Regions from separate parts of the Homo sapiens genome. Here region 1 is linked to region 2. Evidence: read pairs that join two places in POLR2A ChIA-PET (ENCODE). Cell type or tissue: B cell. All regions are shown on one strand. Links, peaks and the distances in the headings refer to the core of each region. The heading gives the core; the rest is flanking DNA.

Region 1 (8,146 bases), core at 1,819-4,318, 70 kb before region 2:
CTTTCTTTGTTTTGACCATCACAATCTGGAATGACATGGACAAAAGGGAAAATACTTCATGTCCACGTTAACTCGTCAATTCTTCTCCTGGAGAACAGGCCTTCAATGTGCTCTACACGTTGAGTAATGAGAGCCTGCACTGCCCACCTTCCGTCTCTCTACACCTTCCTTACTTGCGTGGTTGACACTGCTTTTCTCCCGACCAACTGTTAAAAATGAGAATTGCAAACATTTAAAATGTCTATAATATAAATGTTATTCACATGATATTTGCTAGTTTTCTTTGAATGTTCTGTATAGGGTTATACTAGTTTCTTGAAGGAAATGTAAATAAAGGATAGGTAGATACATGGTTGAATTTCTCCACAAAAATCCAGCCTACTCCATCCATCAGCATCAGAGCCTGCTTCCCACTCTCCAGCTATTCCTTCAACTACCTCTCACACCTCTCCCTACCCAACACTCACATCATCTCAAAGAAATGTGAAATTATTTTGGAAAAATAAAGTTAGCTGAAAATAAAATTAAAAGGGCACTGAATATAATCAAATGACTATATATAAAAACCAAAAAAGCTTAATTTTCAGCTATCATTTCTTACGTCAATTTGGTCACCAAATTGTGCACGTTTTTCCTGCATCCCGGTACCTTTTTTTTTTTAATTTTCAGAGTCCGAGTCTGGCTCTGTCACCCAGGCTGGAGGGCAGTGGTGCGATCATAGCTCACTGCAGACTTGAATTGGTACCTTCTTTTTGCTTTAACCATAGTGCTTTCAGAATTTCCAGAAAACGACTCCAAACATTTTTCAACTTAAGAAAAGTTTATTGGCTGGGCGCGGTGGCTCATGCCCATAATCCCAGCACTTTGGGAGGCCAAGGCAGGCAGATCACTTGAGACCAGGAGTTTGAGACCAGCCTAGCCAACATGTTAAAACTCCATCTCTGCTAAAAATACAAAAATCAGCTGAGTGTGGTGGTGCCGGTAGTCACTGCTGCTTGGGAGGCTGAAGTGGGCGGATTGCTTGAGTCCAGGAGGCCGAGGCTGCAGTGAGCCAAGATTGTGCCACTGCATTCCAGCCTGGGTATCAGAGCAAGACCCTGTCTCAAAAAAAAAAAAAAAAAAAAAAAAAAAAAAAGCAGAATTTATCATTTCAAATATTACACCTAGAGACTGCACTTCATAAATACCTTCATCTGGATAGGTTGAATTCAACTGAATTCAATTGATTCAACTGATCCACAGAAATCTACAAGGAGTCAGGCCAGGCACAGGTCCTCACACCTGTAATCTCAGCACTGCAGGAGGCTGAGGTAGAAGGATCGCCTGAGCCCAGGAGGTTGAGGCTGCAGTGTGCTGTGATCACACCACTGCACTCCAGCCTGGGTGACACAGTGAGACCCTGTCTCCAAACACAAACAAAAACTATAAGAAGTCTTGGAATTGCATAGTATTATTAGTCTTCCAACTTTGTTCTTTTTCACAGTTGTTTTGGCTACTCTAGATCCTTTGCATTTCCATGTGAATTTTAGAATTAGCTTTCTCAACTTCTTGAGGATAAAAAGCCTGCTGAGATTCTAATGGAGAGCACGTTAATCTGGGGAAAACAGACATCCCAATGACTCTTCTGAGTCTTCTGACTCAGGAACATAATTCATAGAGATCTAAGGATGAGGTGAGGGAATCACTGTTGTAAGAATATCAGTCACACAGGAAACCCGGTGACAGAATACAATTTCAAGAGTTGTGAAAACAAGGAAGCAGACATGCTACAGGAGTTCTCCAAGAACTGTCCTGCCTGTGTGTGTATTTACAAGTAGACACGTGGATGGCCATAGGACTGGTTCCTTCCTGTCACTGTATAAGGTAACCCTCCCAGGAGGGGACGTGCCCCTTTCTAAGGGCAGTGGACAGACCAAGCAGTTGGACGTTCTGGGGCCCCGAATATCACACAGATACTAGGCCTGACTTTCAAAGGCAGCTTTACTCAGGAGAGAATGCTATTTTGGTTTGCATTCTTGATCAAGTTCTTGATCTACTACAGAGCAGGACCTAAATTGCAAATATGCACACACCTTTCAGGTACATCACATTTTGGACCTAGTTTATTCTTTGTCTAGCTTTAATTCTGACCTAAGTCAAAGGCTATACCAAAAATAAAAATTCCCCAACCCTAAGCTATTTAATGTGTAAGAATTGGTTTTTTTTTTTTTTTTTTTTTTTGAGACGGAGTTTTGCTTTTCTTGCCCAGGCTGGAGTGCAGTGGCACCATCTTGGCTCACTGCAACCTCCACCTCCCAGGTTCAAGCGATTCTCCTGCCTCAGCCTCCCAAGTAGTTGGGATTACAGGAACCTGCCACCAAGCCTGGCTAATTTTTGTATTTTTTAGTAGAGATGGGGTTTCCCCATGTTGGCCAGGCTTGTTTCAAACTCCTGAGCACAGGTGATCTGCCTGCCTCGGCCTCCCAAAGTGCTGGGATTACAGGCGTGAGCCACCACACCCGGCCAAGAATTGGCTTTTTAACTGTGTATAGCCTCGTGTCTTAAAAATGAACACGTGGCCACAAACTCCCAGGCAGGTTCCCTCACAGAAGAGACACCGACTGTGATTTCCTTCTGTGTGCAGTAACAAGGTCAACTTAACAAGTCTTGAGCAAATTTGAAGCCACAAAATCAAAATGGTATAAAAAGGCAACCTTAAATTCCTGAGTTAAAAAAAAATATCAAGAAGAACATTAACACTCCCACAAAGAGAGAAATATATACAGATTTTCATATTTTTGATGACATCTATTCATTGCTAAGAACATTCATGGTGAGGAGAATATGGAACCAACTGGATTAGATAGAAAATTAGTTACTGATATTCCAAGTCTTCAGTGAGCTTTTCCACTGTATTTCTAGTATTTTCAGGCTTTGATGAGCTAAGAAAAGCATTCAGTCATCTATTTTGCTCTTAACCTGAGTTGAGGAATTAGAGGGGCAGAAGAGGCCGATGACCGTGGCTGCCGTGGGGACTTGGTGCCGTGAGCCCTTTCCTGTGCAACTCCGGAAAGGAGCCGGGGATATGGCGTCAGCCATGTGCTAATTCCGAATCTTCTAGCAGTCACATTCAAGAAGTAAAAAAGAAATGGGGGGCATTCATTCAAACAACATATTTTATTTAATGCAGTAAAGGAGTAAAACAATGGCTACTCCACAGGCGGGGCGCCTACTTTCACTTCTTACCTCAGAATTTTAGAAGGGGATGTCTTTTGGAATTCTTTCGCTGGTCAAAAAGAGGTTAAAGTTTCTCAGTGAGAAAGGCCAATGTCCCCAGGCCATTTGGGACTACTGTTTTAGTTTACAGGCATTTGAAACAGGGAGGGACGCTCAGGGAAACACGGCAGCTGAAACGCTCCTTGAACCCAGGCAGGAACTGAGTCAGTTGTCCTAAGTGTCTACAGGCCCAGCTGAGGAGTAACAGTGGTCGGAGGCTCTCTTTGGAGGTGGCCTGTGACCAAAGCACTGAAAGACAGTGCCCGGGAGGGGGCGAGGGGGGCGAGGGGGGTCAGGGGGGAGAGGGGGAGGGGTGGGGGGGCGAGAGGAGTGAGGGGGATGAGGGGGGCAAGGGGAGAAGGCTGAGGGGTGGGGGGAGGGGTGGGGGGGCGAGAGGAGCGAGGGGGATGAGGGGGGCGAGGGGAGAAGGCTGAGGGGTGGGGGGAGGGGTGGGGGGCCAGAGGAGCGAGGGGGATGAAGGGGGTGAGGGGGGAAGGGGACGGGGCGAGGGGGGTGAGGGGGCAAGGGGGGAGGGGCAAGGGGGTGAGGGGACAGGGGGAGGGGCAAGGAGGGTGAGGTGTCCTAGGGAGAGGGGTTGTTAGCACCCGCTGTGAAGAGCTAAGGGAGCCTCTCTGGGTCGAAGCAGAAGCCAGAGGGCTGTGAAGAAAACAGCGAGGGGTGGATATGGCTGTGAAGCTTTCGATTTTGCTGGAGTGAACATTTAAAGAACAGTTAAGAGTTGGGATTACTACTGCTGTTAGTAAATGGAGATACACATCTCAGGCACATACTTAATCCTTAAAAACTGTTTCTAGTAATTTGATCACTAAGATCTATCGATACAATGTTTCCTATAAGACTAGCAAAATTTAAGTTTTAATTTCAGCTTAAACAGAAGGCACTGATGCAAATCACATCGCCTACAAAAATGTGCATTTCTTAAGCAAATCAGTCATGGGTGCCCAGCTGAGCTCGGTGCACTTTTACCTGATGAGCCTCGTCCTTCACTGTCTTTCTCAGCATCTGCACATCTTCAAATAAAGGCCCATCTGTCTCCATTGCAACCGGAATGCTCATGGTGCTGGCTTGACTATACACTGTGTACTGCAATGCAAAGCGTGGAGTCGCTCTGTTAGGTGCCCAGGCTCTGAACTCCAAGCTTCTCATCCTGGCTAGGGACTCATCTCCCCTGCCGCCCCCCAGGGCCCTCTCCCGCAGGAAGCCCACTCAGTGGGAGACTCGCCTACACCTGCAACATGATGCGGCTGCTGACTTCTGAAACCAGAAAGCACTCAGTGGAGACAGTAAAGCAGCTGGTCCCCTCCTGACCCCTCTGCATCTGATGGACAGTGGCCCGCCCATACCCTGGCCCACACCCCATGGCCTCTGCAGTTCTGACTCCACGTGAGCAGCCAAGTGCGAGGTCGCACCCTGGGCTCGGTGGTGGGAGCTGTCTCACCACTGGAACCCTCACCTCTGGCCGCCCATTCTTTGCCAGCGACCTCCAACCTCATGATTCTTTTCCCTTTCCTCTCACGATCATGTCCTCTCATCGAGACAGCTGGCACGGTTCTCTCTCCCCTTTATCCCATTTTCCCGGCTTGCTTATGAAACCCTCTCATCACATCCCGGGTGACTTGCTCTCCACCAAAACAAACGCAGCCTGGGTGAGCCTGACGCTCCCTCTCCATTCCCTACGGGCGGCCCTGGGACTTCTCCACTCTCCCTGTGCTCTGGATTGAAACACAGATGGCTCAGCCCTCAGTCACTGGGCCTGGTTGACTCCATTTCCATGAGTGTAGTGCGGGGGTAAGGTCACCCCGGAGGGTGGCTGTGAGGGTTCCATGAGACAGGGTGCACAGGACAGTATGACTGTGACGAGCGTCTGCTGGCTCTGAGGGCACAGGCGAAGGAAGTGGCATCTGTGTCTGCTGTGAGCTGGGAACTGTGTGGGGCGCCTGTTTGTCCTGCGTGGTCGTGTGTGTGTACTGCCACCCTCACCTGGCTGATGGGGGAACTGGGACATGGAGGGGCTGGGGAACTTGCTCAGGGCCTCTGAGTTCAGGAGAGGGGAGCGGGGGTTCCTGCCCAGGCTGCTCTCATCCACACCCCTCCATTCTCTGCCCAGTGAGTCCCACAGCTTCGGCCTCTTTCAGGCTGAGCTCCTGTCACAGCAGCGCCCTCCTGCTGACCTGCTTCACCCCTGCCTCTCACCCCCTGCCCCCTCACCCCTGCCCCTCACACCCTGCCAGCCCAGAGCAGCTCCGTTCTCAGCCACCGTCTGGTGTTGGCCCTCATCCTCTGACGGAGCCACCTCTGGCATGAGGCCTATGGGTGCCCTCTGGCTGCTAAGCCCTTCCCGGCCTTGCCTCACTGGGCCTCTCTGAGGAATGATGACCATGGACGCCATCATTCAGCCCTGAACCTGCACCCTCCCTCGGTCTCTGTGACCCCAGCCTCTCCTCCAGGTGCCTTGGGCTCCTTCCTCTGTGGGCTGTCTTCGGCCTTTTCCCACACCCTCTGTCCCTCCTTATTCACCCTGGCTTCCATGCCTCCAGGCCCAGGCCCTGCTGCTCAACTCAGCCCACCTGGCTTCCACGTCCCCCAAAAACAGACGGGGCACACACCCTCAGCTGGGTTCCTTCCTTGAAGGCCAGTCAGACCAGGTCCTCAGCGCCCTGTGCCTTCACTCCCACAGCTCCGCCCAGCACCACGATCTCCACACATCTCCACACCCTACCCCGACAGCCCCAGCACTCCATCCATGCTGCGCCAAAGAGCTTGCAAAAATGCAAGTCGGGCTGGGCCATTTTGCCCTTTATGGCTCTTTAATATCTGCTGACATTTTGGGGGAATTCTGCTCCCTCTCCACCCTCACCTCTCAGCAGATCGCACCGGCCCACCCCATAACTGACACCCCACCAGGACCGACACCTGTCACCCACTGTGTCCCTGCTTTTCTCTACCTCTGCCGCGGGCACCTTCCCTCAAGTCTGACTGGGTGAGGCCCCTTCAGTCAAACCAAGAGGCCAGGCCCCCGTACTGTGTGTGTCTTTCTTTAGAGATGGGAACGAATAAGCTGGTCCTGCCATCTCCAGCACACTCCCCCAGGTATGTTATTAATACAATCTGATCATCTGAGCTGAATTCATCTGCCTCTCCTAATGGACTGTAAGCTCCCTGAGGCTGGGGGCTATGTCTTGTTCTCATCTTTGTATCCCTAGAAATTTCCACAATTCAGGACACAGCACCTTTCCTCGAGGGGGCTCACAGTCAGGTGGGAGATACAGAAACCTAAGTGGCTGCAAGACTCCTGAGACTTGCGGGGACTGTTTCACACCAACGCTTCTTCTGCTTTTGACTACTCCAGGCAACAAGCAGTGCTCTTCATGGGACCCACCAACAGCCTCCGCTTGGAGCACGGCTCTCTGGCCCTCGGGGCAAAGGAGAGTGTCCCTACACAAGAATGCTACCAGATGTTCACAGCAAAATAAACCTCACACAGCGGGCACTGGCAGGAGAGGGTTCTGACTAGGAATAAAAACCTTCACTGAAGGCCAGGTGCGGTGGCTCACACCTGTAATCCCAGCACTCTGGGAGGCCGAGGCAGGTAGATCACAAGGTCAGGAGTTCGAGACCAGCCTGGCCAACATAGTGAAACCCCGTCTCTACTAAAAATACAAAAATTAGCCAGGCATGGTGGCGTGCACCTGTAGTCCCAGCATACTTGGGAGGCTGAGGCACTCCGGAGGACTGCTTGAACCTGGGAGGCGGAGGTTGTGGTGAGCCGAGATCACGCCACTGCACTCCAGCCTGGGTAACAGAGCAAGACTCCATCTCAAACAAACCAAACCAAATCAAACCAAACCAAACCAAACCAAAACAAAAACCTTCACTGAGGTGCATTCCGCACATGAGCTCCTCTCTCGAAGGAAAGGCAGGCATCCGTCCCAGACCCTGCCCTGGGTTGCTCATGGCAGTTTTGGTCGTTGCAAACACTGAGCCACAGCTACTCTGAGTCTCACAGAAGTGCCTGTCTTCATTTCATATGATTCCCACAAAAGCTGGGGGAAGTGAGTAGTAAAATATTATATGGCCCCTTTTGATGGATTAGGAGAAACACATTTATGTTAGAAACTGCCAATGTTTCATGATTTTAGAAAATTAAATCATCTGTGACATTAAAAACCCCAATAAAGTTGCCATAACTGCTCAAATAAGACACACTCCTGAGGGCACCGCAGCCTTCCCGGGTCCCCAACGCCTGCTGGGTACGTGCTGTCACACGTTTGAGTGGACGAAGGCTCGGTCTGCAAGGACGGGGGGCATCAGGGAACACACAGCGAGTCCCTGGGAACCCACCTTAAAAACAAAGCCCGCAAACCAATTCTCCACAGGCAGATCTGAGATGGAAAACCAAACTTTGAAAACCCAACTATTTTCACTACAGAAATAACCAGACTGTATTATCCACAAAATTATTGACTTTTTGTTGCTGTTGTAATGGGAAGCAGTGATCAGAATTTAGATATTTTCTCCTGAGAATGAGAAGCAAGTACGAGGCCAGAGTTTCCAGCTCTGAGGTATTGACCCATGAAGTATTTTCTGTTTAGGAGACCATGTGCCATGCGACTAGAGCATGTGGACGAGACTCATGGGGACTGCGTCACAGATGGCGTCAACACAGACATGAGGACAAGGCAGGGCTAAGCTCCCAGCATCACAGTTCGTCAAAGCTCCTATGCAGAACCACGGCATGCCTGCCACCACCACAGACGTTTGCAAAGAGAGCAACCAAAAAGAATACAGAAAGTTACTTGAGAACATTCAGGAAAAGTTGAGAAAAAGAAAAAAGAGAACAATACGTATTTCAGAAGAAACATTGGTTACG
Region 2 (8,146 bases), core at 2,391-4,890:
GCTCACGTCTGTAATCCCAGCGCTTTGGGAGGCCGAGATGGGTGGATCATCTGAGGTCAGGAGTTCGAGACTAGCCTAGCCAACATGGTGAAACCCCATCTCTACTAAAAAATACAAAATAATTAGCTGGGTGTGGTGGCAGGTGCCTGTAATCCCAGCTACTTGGGAGGCTGAGGCAAGAGAATCGCTTGAACCCGGGAGGCTGAGGTTGCAGTGAACTGAGATCACACCACTGTATTCCCACCTGGGTGACAGAGCAAGACTCTGTCTCAAAAAAAAAAAAAAAAAGAAAAAGAAAATGAAAAAAAAGAAAAAAAAAGAATGTGCTATTCTTTAAAAAACGTATTTACTAAAGGGAAGCCTGTTATTAATCAGTGATAAATAGAGATGTTTAACAAAGATCTCCTTTAAAGTAGGCTGGGAGCATTCCTGTCTAGCTTTATACATGCTCCTGGTCCCAACAGTCAGGGAGGTACAGAAATTGAATGCGTTTCACTGGTCAGTGATATCTAGAGTGCAGGGTGAGCCTGGGGGTTACTCAAGATTGGAACGTAGGAAGAAAACAGCAGGGTGTCTATTTATACTTTCTTCTACAAAGAACAAGAAATTACAACATACTAATATTCAACAGACAAATTTACACGCAGTGGAGGTGTGTGCTGGAGGTTGTTTTTGCTGCCAGGCAAGCGTGGACAGAAGAGTTTGGAGACCACTACTGGGCAGTGAAGGCTTTTGTAAATGAGTCCTAAACGGCGAATACCACAGCCAACTTCACCGATGTTGCTAGCAACATGTACCTCAATTACAGAAGGGAGTGAGAGCTGTGACATACATGCTTAGCCACCAAATCATAGAATATGAGGAAGTAAGGCTGAATTACTAAATTGTCACTATGCACCAAGAGGCATCATGTAAACTGTGGATAGGAAACTGATTGAAAAAAAGAAGCCAAGCCCACATTTACATGAAAAGTCTTGGTGGTCAAAAGAAATGCTCCAAGACACCATAAAGGACCAACTTTCAGCATGGCAGCTGCAGAAAGACAGCAGAACCAGGACTTTCTGCTGCACAGATGTTGGGGCCTTCCAAATAAGCATTACCCCGATGGAGCAAGGAGACACAGCTGCAAAAACTACCAGCCTAGACAGTGACAACTCAAAAGATACCCCAGAATGTGCAGGCTCACAAGGGTGGGAAGTACTCCCTGGTCACTCACGTAATATTCACTAAGCAGCTGAAGCAGCCAAGTTTCAAACACAGAGACCACAGCGTCATCAGGTCAAGCAGCACCCTCAGCTTCCATGCACGTTTTTATTTTTTTTAACTAGAGACAGGGTCTCACTATGTTGCCCAGGCTGGAGTACAGTGGTATAATCCTGGCTCACTGCAACCTTGACCTTCCAGGCTCAAGCCATCCTCCTGCCCCAGCCCTCTGAGTAGCTGGGACTACAGGCATGCACCCACACCCAGCTAGTTTTTAAATTGTTTATAGAGACACAATCTCACTATGTTGGCCAAGGCTGGTCCTGAACTCCTGGGCTCAAGTGATCCTCCTGCCTCAGCCTCCCAAAAATGTTGGGATGACGGGTGTGAGCCACCATGCCAGCCCCAAGTGTATTCTTCCATGCAAGGTGCTCCCAGGGTCCTGGGGAGGTCTATGCAAGTCGCGAGCCCACAGACAAGAGATCTCACGCAAAACAGAAAGAAGCGCTCAAGCTCTCGGAAAGGCAGGAGCCAACATTTAGCGACGGTGCCATCTTGTCTTTCAAATGTATTTATTCTTAGTACAAAACGAGTAGGAACAAAGTTGAACTAACAACTTGGGGCAAATTTGGGATTCATCATTAATATGTACTAAATTCCACTCCCCTCTATGTCCCAGATGAGGAAACTTAGCAGAGGATGAGTTTCCCCCACCAAGTAAACAAAAGCTCAGCAGTTCTATTTTGTTTTTAAAGATAATATTCACATGCCACTTTTTGAAATGACCATTTCTCCATGACTTCTAGTGTCTCCTGTGTCCTAGAGCAGTGTCTGTGCAGGCAGGGCTCTCTCTCTTCTTGGCCACTGCCTCATCCTGCACCACCTGGAGTCTGAGTTTCTAGAGCCCTAGAAGACTTAATGTCTGGTTGATTCCTGCACCTGGTCCCTCCTCACGTTTTCACTGCTCATGGCCCTTTATATTTCCCATACAGATCTGGGGAGAACTTAAGAATTTGGCAGGATTGAGTCTTCCAATTCATGAACATGGACTGTTTCGCCAATTACTCAAGTTCTCTTTAAATGTCTCCCAATAAAGTCTTCTAATTTTCTTCTCAAAATGTGCAAAACATTAATTTTCAGATTTTATTCTTAGGTATTTGCTATGTTTTGATGTGATCGTCAATGGTATCTTTAAAAACACTTAATTTTCTAACTGCTGTTGCAATACAGAAAAAATGGTTTTTGAGTATCACTTTTACATGTAGCTATCTTGCTAAATCCCTCTGGTTTTCCTTTCATCTGCAAGTCCCCACATTGTTCTTCTCTTTCTTATCTACTGCGCTGACCAGGACCTCTGGGCAACGCTGAGAGGAGCAGTGAGAACGGCCCCTTGCACCCATCCCCGACTCAGAGGGGAGCTTTTACTAGCTAACCATTGATTTGATGCTTGCTCTAGCAGCCTGTGGATAACAGTTACCCGAGTAAGAAACTGACCTACGGATTCAATGCTATCCCAATCCATATTCCAACACACACTTCTGTGGAACTGAATACATGGATTCTAAAATGTATGTGGAAATGCAAGGGGTTAAGACTAACCAAGACACCCCTGAGAAGAACCAAGCTGGAGGACTTGCTGTTCCAGAAATCAAGACTTCCTGTAAAGCTTCATGAATGAAAACAGCCAGGCTCTGTGCTGTCACACAGGCTCATGCATAAATCGACACCTGACTTGTGACAGCAGAGGGTTGCAGAGGAGTGAGGAAAAGTCGGCCTTTCAACACGTTGTGTTGGGACAACTAGGTACACAGGGACAAAAAAGAAAGAAAAGAAAAGAAGAAAGAAAGAAAGGAAGCAACTGGATCAAATTATATACATATATCTACACTGAAATTAAACATTTTCCTTCATCAAGACATCCACAAGGATGAAAAGGCAAGGCACAGGATAGAACTATTTGAATACATATAACCAATAGACTCATATCCAGAATATATAAACATGTCCAATAACTCAGTAAGAAAACTTCAGAGTACAAATAGAAGAATAGGAAAAAGTCTTAATCAGGTTCTTCACAAAATAGATCCAAATGGCTAACCACGTATGAAGGGCTCGTCACTCTCATTAATAACCACCAGAGAAATGCAAATTAAAACCACTACGGACAACACCAAATAGTGCCTCAAGGAGCTGCTTTGTGGCTGGAGCCCGAACACCACCCATGGGCGGGGCAGTGCATTATCAGTGGTGTTGAGGATACACGAGGTTGACAGCCAGGACAGCACTCCTGGCATACCACCTCACGACACTCACATACACGTCCATCACAACCGAGGTAAAGGAATGTCCACAGCACAACGTCCTAACAGCTCAGACTAGAAACAACCAAATGCCCATCAGTGGTGGATTAGGTAAATGCAAATGCAGTCTATGTAACATTCCAAAGCGATAGAGATGAATGAAATACAGCTATACACAATATGGATATGCCTTACAAAATACTGTTGCATCAAAGGGGCAGATAAGGAGGATTTATTCAGTATAATTTCATTTATAGGAAGAAACAGGAATCCCTAAAACTATAAAAGACTTACAGGGGGCTTTTAGGGTGCCCAGCCTGAATGGTGGTTATGTGGGTATTTGCTTTATAATTATTCACTACACATTTGTTTCATATGCTTCTGTATGTGAGTTATATTTCAAATAACAAAGGCTAAAGATACATGCATATGGCTAAAAAATGAAAATGGAAAGAACCTAGTGAGACGTGAGTCTCCTTCCACACACCCACCCTCTGGCCTCCCTCTCTTCTCCCAACTCCCGCTGTTGCCAATCGGGGTGTCCCTGGGCTGCTCCAGGGGTACATTCGGCTGCACGATTGTCAGCCGTTTCCTGCGTGGTTTTAGATGCGTCAACACCGACGACCTCTAAACTCACCTGGATCTACCTGAGACCAGAAGACATACTCGCACTCACGAAATCCCAACAGTTTCTTTCTTTCTTTCTTTTTTTTTTTTGAGACAGAGTCTCGCTCTGTTGCCCAGGCTGGAGTGCAGTGGCGTGATCTTGGCTCTCGGCTTACTGCAACCTCCGCCTCCTGGGTTCAAGCGATTCTCCTGCCTCAGCCTCCTGAGTAGCTGGGACTATAGGTGCTCGCCACCACGCCTGGCTAATTTTTGTATTTTTAGTAGAGATGGGGTTTCACCACATTGGCCAGGCTGGTCTCGAACCCCTGACCTTGTGATCCGCCTGCCTTGGCCTCCCAAAGTGCTGGGATTACAGGTATAAGCCACCACGCCCGGCCCCCCAACACACTTTCTAACGTTCCTCTACATAGTGTGTCATGCTGAAGAATTTAAGCTTCTAATTTTTTGATTGAAAAACTTTCCCAATTAAGATAAGGATCTAGGTGATCTCTAATTTTTTTCTATTTATATAAAGATTCTCTCTTAAAAGAAAGATCAGTAATTATGCTTGCAAATGGATAAAATAAAAACTGTGGTATGACATGCTTATCAGATCTAAAGCATGGGTGGGGAGCAATTGGGATATAAGAACTAAAGTCTCAAGGCCGGGCGCAGTGGCTCATGCCTGGCTCATGCCGGGCACAGTGGCGCAGTAATCCCAGCACTTTGGAAGGCCGAGGAGGGCAGATCATGAAGTCAAGAGATTGAGACCATCCTGGCCAACATGGTGAAACCCCGTCTCTACTAAAAATACAAAAATTAGCTGGGTGTGGTGGCATGTGCCTGTAGTCCCAGTTACTCGGGAGGCTGAGGCAGGAGAATCGCTTGAACCCAGGAGGCGGAGGTTGCAGTGAGCTGAGATCACGCCACCACACTCCAGCCTCGCGATAGAGACTCCGTCTCAGGAAAAAAAAAAAAAAAAAAAGAGCAGCCCCAACCATGAGGACACAGCCTGCATCACTAGGAAGTATTTCGCAAACGCATCCCATACATACACGCCAGGCACTGTGCTAGGCACTGATGATAGATACATTAAAAGACAGTATCTGATCTAAAAGAAAACTACCAGAATATGGGAGGTGATGAATTCTGCTGGGAGACATGCGGATGAAGGCTCAGGGAGAACAGGAACCACAGCTGAGGAGAGGCTGCAGTTGCTGGGAAGGCACTGAAGGCTGCACTAAATGGGGAGACTGTCTAGAGGCACTCACTTGTCAATCACAGGGGCCTGAAGTTACAGGAGATATTAATCAGGCTGCATTCTCCTGGAAAATCAATTTTCCTCAAAAGACAGTATCTTCAAAACGAGAACAATTGATAATAATTTATATACCCTACATTAATCATACTGGATGCTTAATTATAAATTTTCTCAGAGGAGAACTTTGTCTTTTTACCATTTTTATCCTCAGCATCTAAAACTGGCCAGCACATAGTGGGACCACAGATGTCTGCTGAATGAACAGATCCATCTGAGGAAAACAAACTCAGGTAATTTAACTGAGAGGTACCGTTTGAAATATATTTATATCAAAATAACGCCACCTGTATCAGAGTAGAATGCAACATCTACATAAACTTTTAAGATAAAACTCAGGTCTTCAAAGAAACTGCTCTTAGTAGGCATTTCTCTTCTGTGGAATCTCTGCAGTCAGAGGTGCTTTGATAGAAAAATCTAAAAAGTTCTGTGGGAAGAGAGATTTGAATCAGAGGATTTTTAAGCAGATGAGCGATCCAACTTGATCTCTGTTCAGGAGAGACATGGGTGAACTGAAACCAAGAAGCCAGAGGTAGGCAGTTCTCCTTCAGAAGAGAAGGCCCTTAGCTACAGCCCATGAACCCAGCCCTCAGCCCTCTTCCAGGCAAACCCGACACACAAGCTCTGCCTTCCCCGGTACAGGCCTGCCAGCCCTCATTTTTGGTAACAAGGATCTCTTACTCTATAAATCCAAGCTTCTACAACTTGAAAGCTCAATAAACATAACAATGAAATACTTCTATATATCTACAAAATGTCAAGACTAACTTCTACCCTGACCCTTAGCACCTACATAACTTCAAAATTGGGTTAATCTTCTCGTACTGTTTGTAACTCGGTAGATGACTTCTGAAATTTACAATAAATCCTTCTTAATTTCAAAGTGCAAGTGTCTTATTTTATCCATTCTAATACATACATTTTTCATATTAATGTCTCTAAAATCAAGTTACATCTTTCACTTTCCTTTTTCTTTTTTTGGTAATTCTTTAAAAATGGTTTGGACTACAATGAACAGTGCCTTAGGTGTGATGAGATATGGTATCTTAGCTTCCCTGCACACATGTGCCTCTGCTCAGGTTTCTAAATGGATGTTATTTCATTCAAATGTAGCCAATGTCCCCGCCTCCCTCCGGGTCTGTCTGTACCACCCAATGTGAAGGAGTTGAAGCAAGCTGGCTTCAATGTGCCCACTCTAAGTGTTCCCGGTTCCAGCATGTGGCTGCCTGTAGCTAGGTCTGTTTGGCGGGGCTCCATGAGAAACCCGGAGAGGTGGTGCACAGCCCTTCCTGTCACCAGGGATGCTGAAACCATCTTTCCACTCCGTGTGGGTGGATTTCGGGCAAAATGAACAGTACCGCCAGGTACACTTCATTTGGGTATAAATTTGGTAACGTGGGGCTGGTCTGCAGTTTCTACACTGACACTCGTTTACATGTTTGGATAGAGACAACCCATGGCTCACAGTCCACCATAACGTTCCAATGCTGTGGTTTATCCAGCTTTGTTGTACACATGTACCAAGGTTACATTATCTTTCCTGGAGAGGAAGATCTGCTAACCCCAGGACCAAGCTGGGGTTCCCTCACAAACCTGAGCTGCTCCTACCTTAAACCCTTTGGGTTTTTCTGATTTGTTAGCCTGGTTTTATTTGCATATGAAGAAAGGGGTAGTATTCACTTCCCCCACAACTTTCTACCACCAACCCCATCATCCCTTTCTCATGAAATTAACAGTATAATTTAATAAGGCAGATATTTTTCATTTCAAAAGGCAGTGGTTGAAGCTAAATTCTAGTTCATTCATGCTTTCCGCCCATGAAGACTGGCAGCTTCTACCAGGGAATGGGTGGGGAAGGGTGGGGTGGAGTGGAGTGGAGAGGCGCCCCGGATGGAGAGAAGTCAGGCTGAAATAGGCAAAGGCCAGGAGAGGCTGCTTTCCTCGGAAAAGCTCTTCAGTGAATTTTTCAGTAAAGGGAGTCATATGGAAGAACAAACTGACTCCCGGTTCAGACTCTGCCAAATCAGAACATGGTAAAGTCATGAAATTATTCTCAGCCTCAGGTTCCTCAGCTGTAAAATCTCCTGTGGACACACATGCACATTCAGAATGAACCTTCACTCCGGCTGCAGGCAACAAGAGGAATTCAACGGTGTTAGCTGAATTGGAAGATTCAATTTTTTTTTTTTTTTAAACAGGGAAAGGTTGAGACAGGTCAAACAAACTCCTAGGGATAAAGATATAAATCCAGCACAGCATTATTTCCAGATACAGGCCATATTTCCCACATAGGACTCTAGTTCTAGAAAGCCTTGGGGAGAACAGGCACCCAGGGCACTGATTACTAAATGCTCAACACCCTTCGTGCAGCCCGTTATCGCTTCATCTTCCACTTTCACTAGCATGACTGGTGAAATACTGAATGTTAACAATATTACTGCACCTGGTGACAAGAAGCTCCAACAATGCAGTAGCTCATTTATCCAAAGAACAAAGGCAGGTACTGTCTCAGGAAAAGTAACAGCTCTTAACATTTGACAAGAAGATGTAATAAGTTCTTTTCAATTCCATCTTGAAATTGATTCCAGAACCTTCAATATGTTTACCAGCAGACAAAGCAGTGTAGAGGTGTGAAAAAGATACACTGAAAATACACACACTTTTCCAGGCCCTTTTTATGTTCTCTACTTCCTTTCTCCATGTCTCAGACAGAGGAGGT

The links. Peaks named below come from ENCODE experiments on the same cell type or tissue, not always from the same donor. Only the 100,000 strongest peaks of a DNase experiment are listed, where the experiment ranks them.
Region 1: POLR2A ChIA-PET joins it to region 2 with 5 read pairs; 6 of 35 experiments call an interaction of 5 or more read pairs at or near these places.

Annotation. Positions count from the first base shown.
Region 1 is chr14:101,914,044-101,922,189 of GRCh38, reverse strand. PPP2R5C (protein phosphatase 2 regulatory subunit B'gamma) reads right to left here. Exons shown (of 16, transcript NM_001352913.2): 15 at 4,243-4,359. Among named protein-coding and RNA genes, the nearest start is that of DYNC1H1, 46 kb to the left of the region's middle. RefSeq lists an enhancer at 4,365-5,020. In B cell, for the core only: no CTCF peak of the experiment used is centred there; no DNase peak of the experiment used is centred there.
Region 2 is chr14:101,844,612-101,852,757 of GRCh38, reverse strand. The region is part of intron 3 of PPP2R5C (protein phosphatase 2 regulatory subunit B'gamma); the gene reads right to left. Among named protein-coding and RNA genes, the nearest start is that of PPP2R5C, 87 kb to the right of the region's middle. RefSeq lists an enhancer at 599-708. In B cell, for the core only: no CTCF peak of the experiment used is centred there; DNase peaks (open chromatin) are centred at 2,927 and 3,367; H3K27ac peaks cover 313 bases.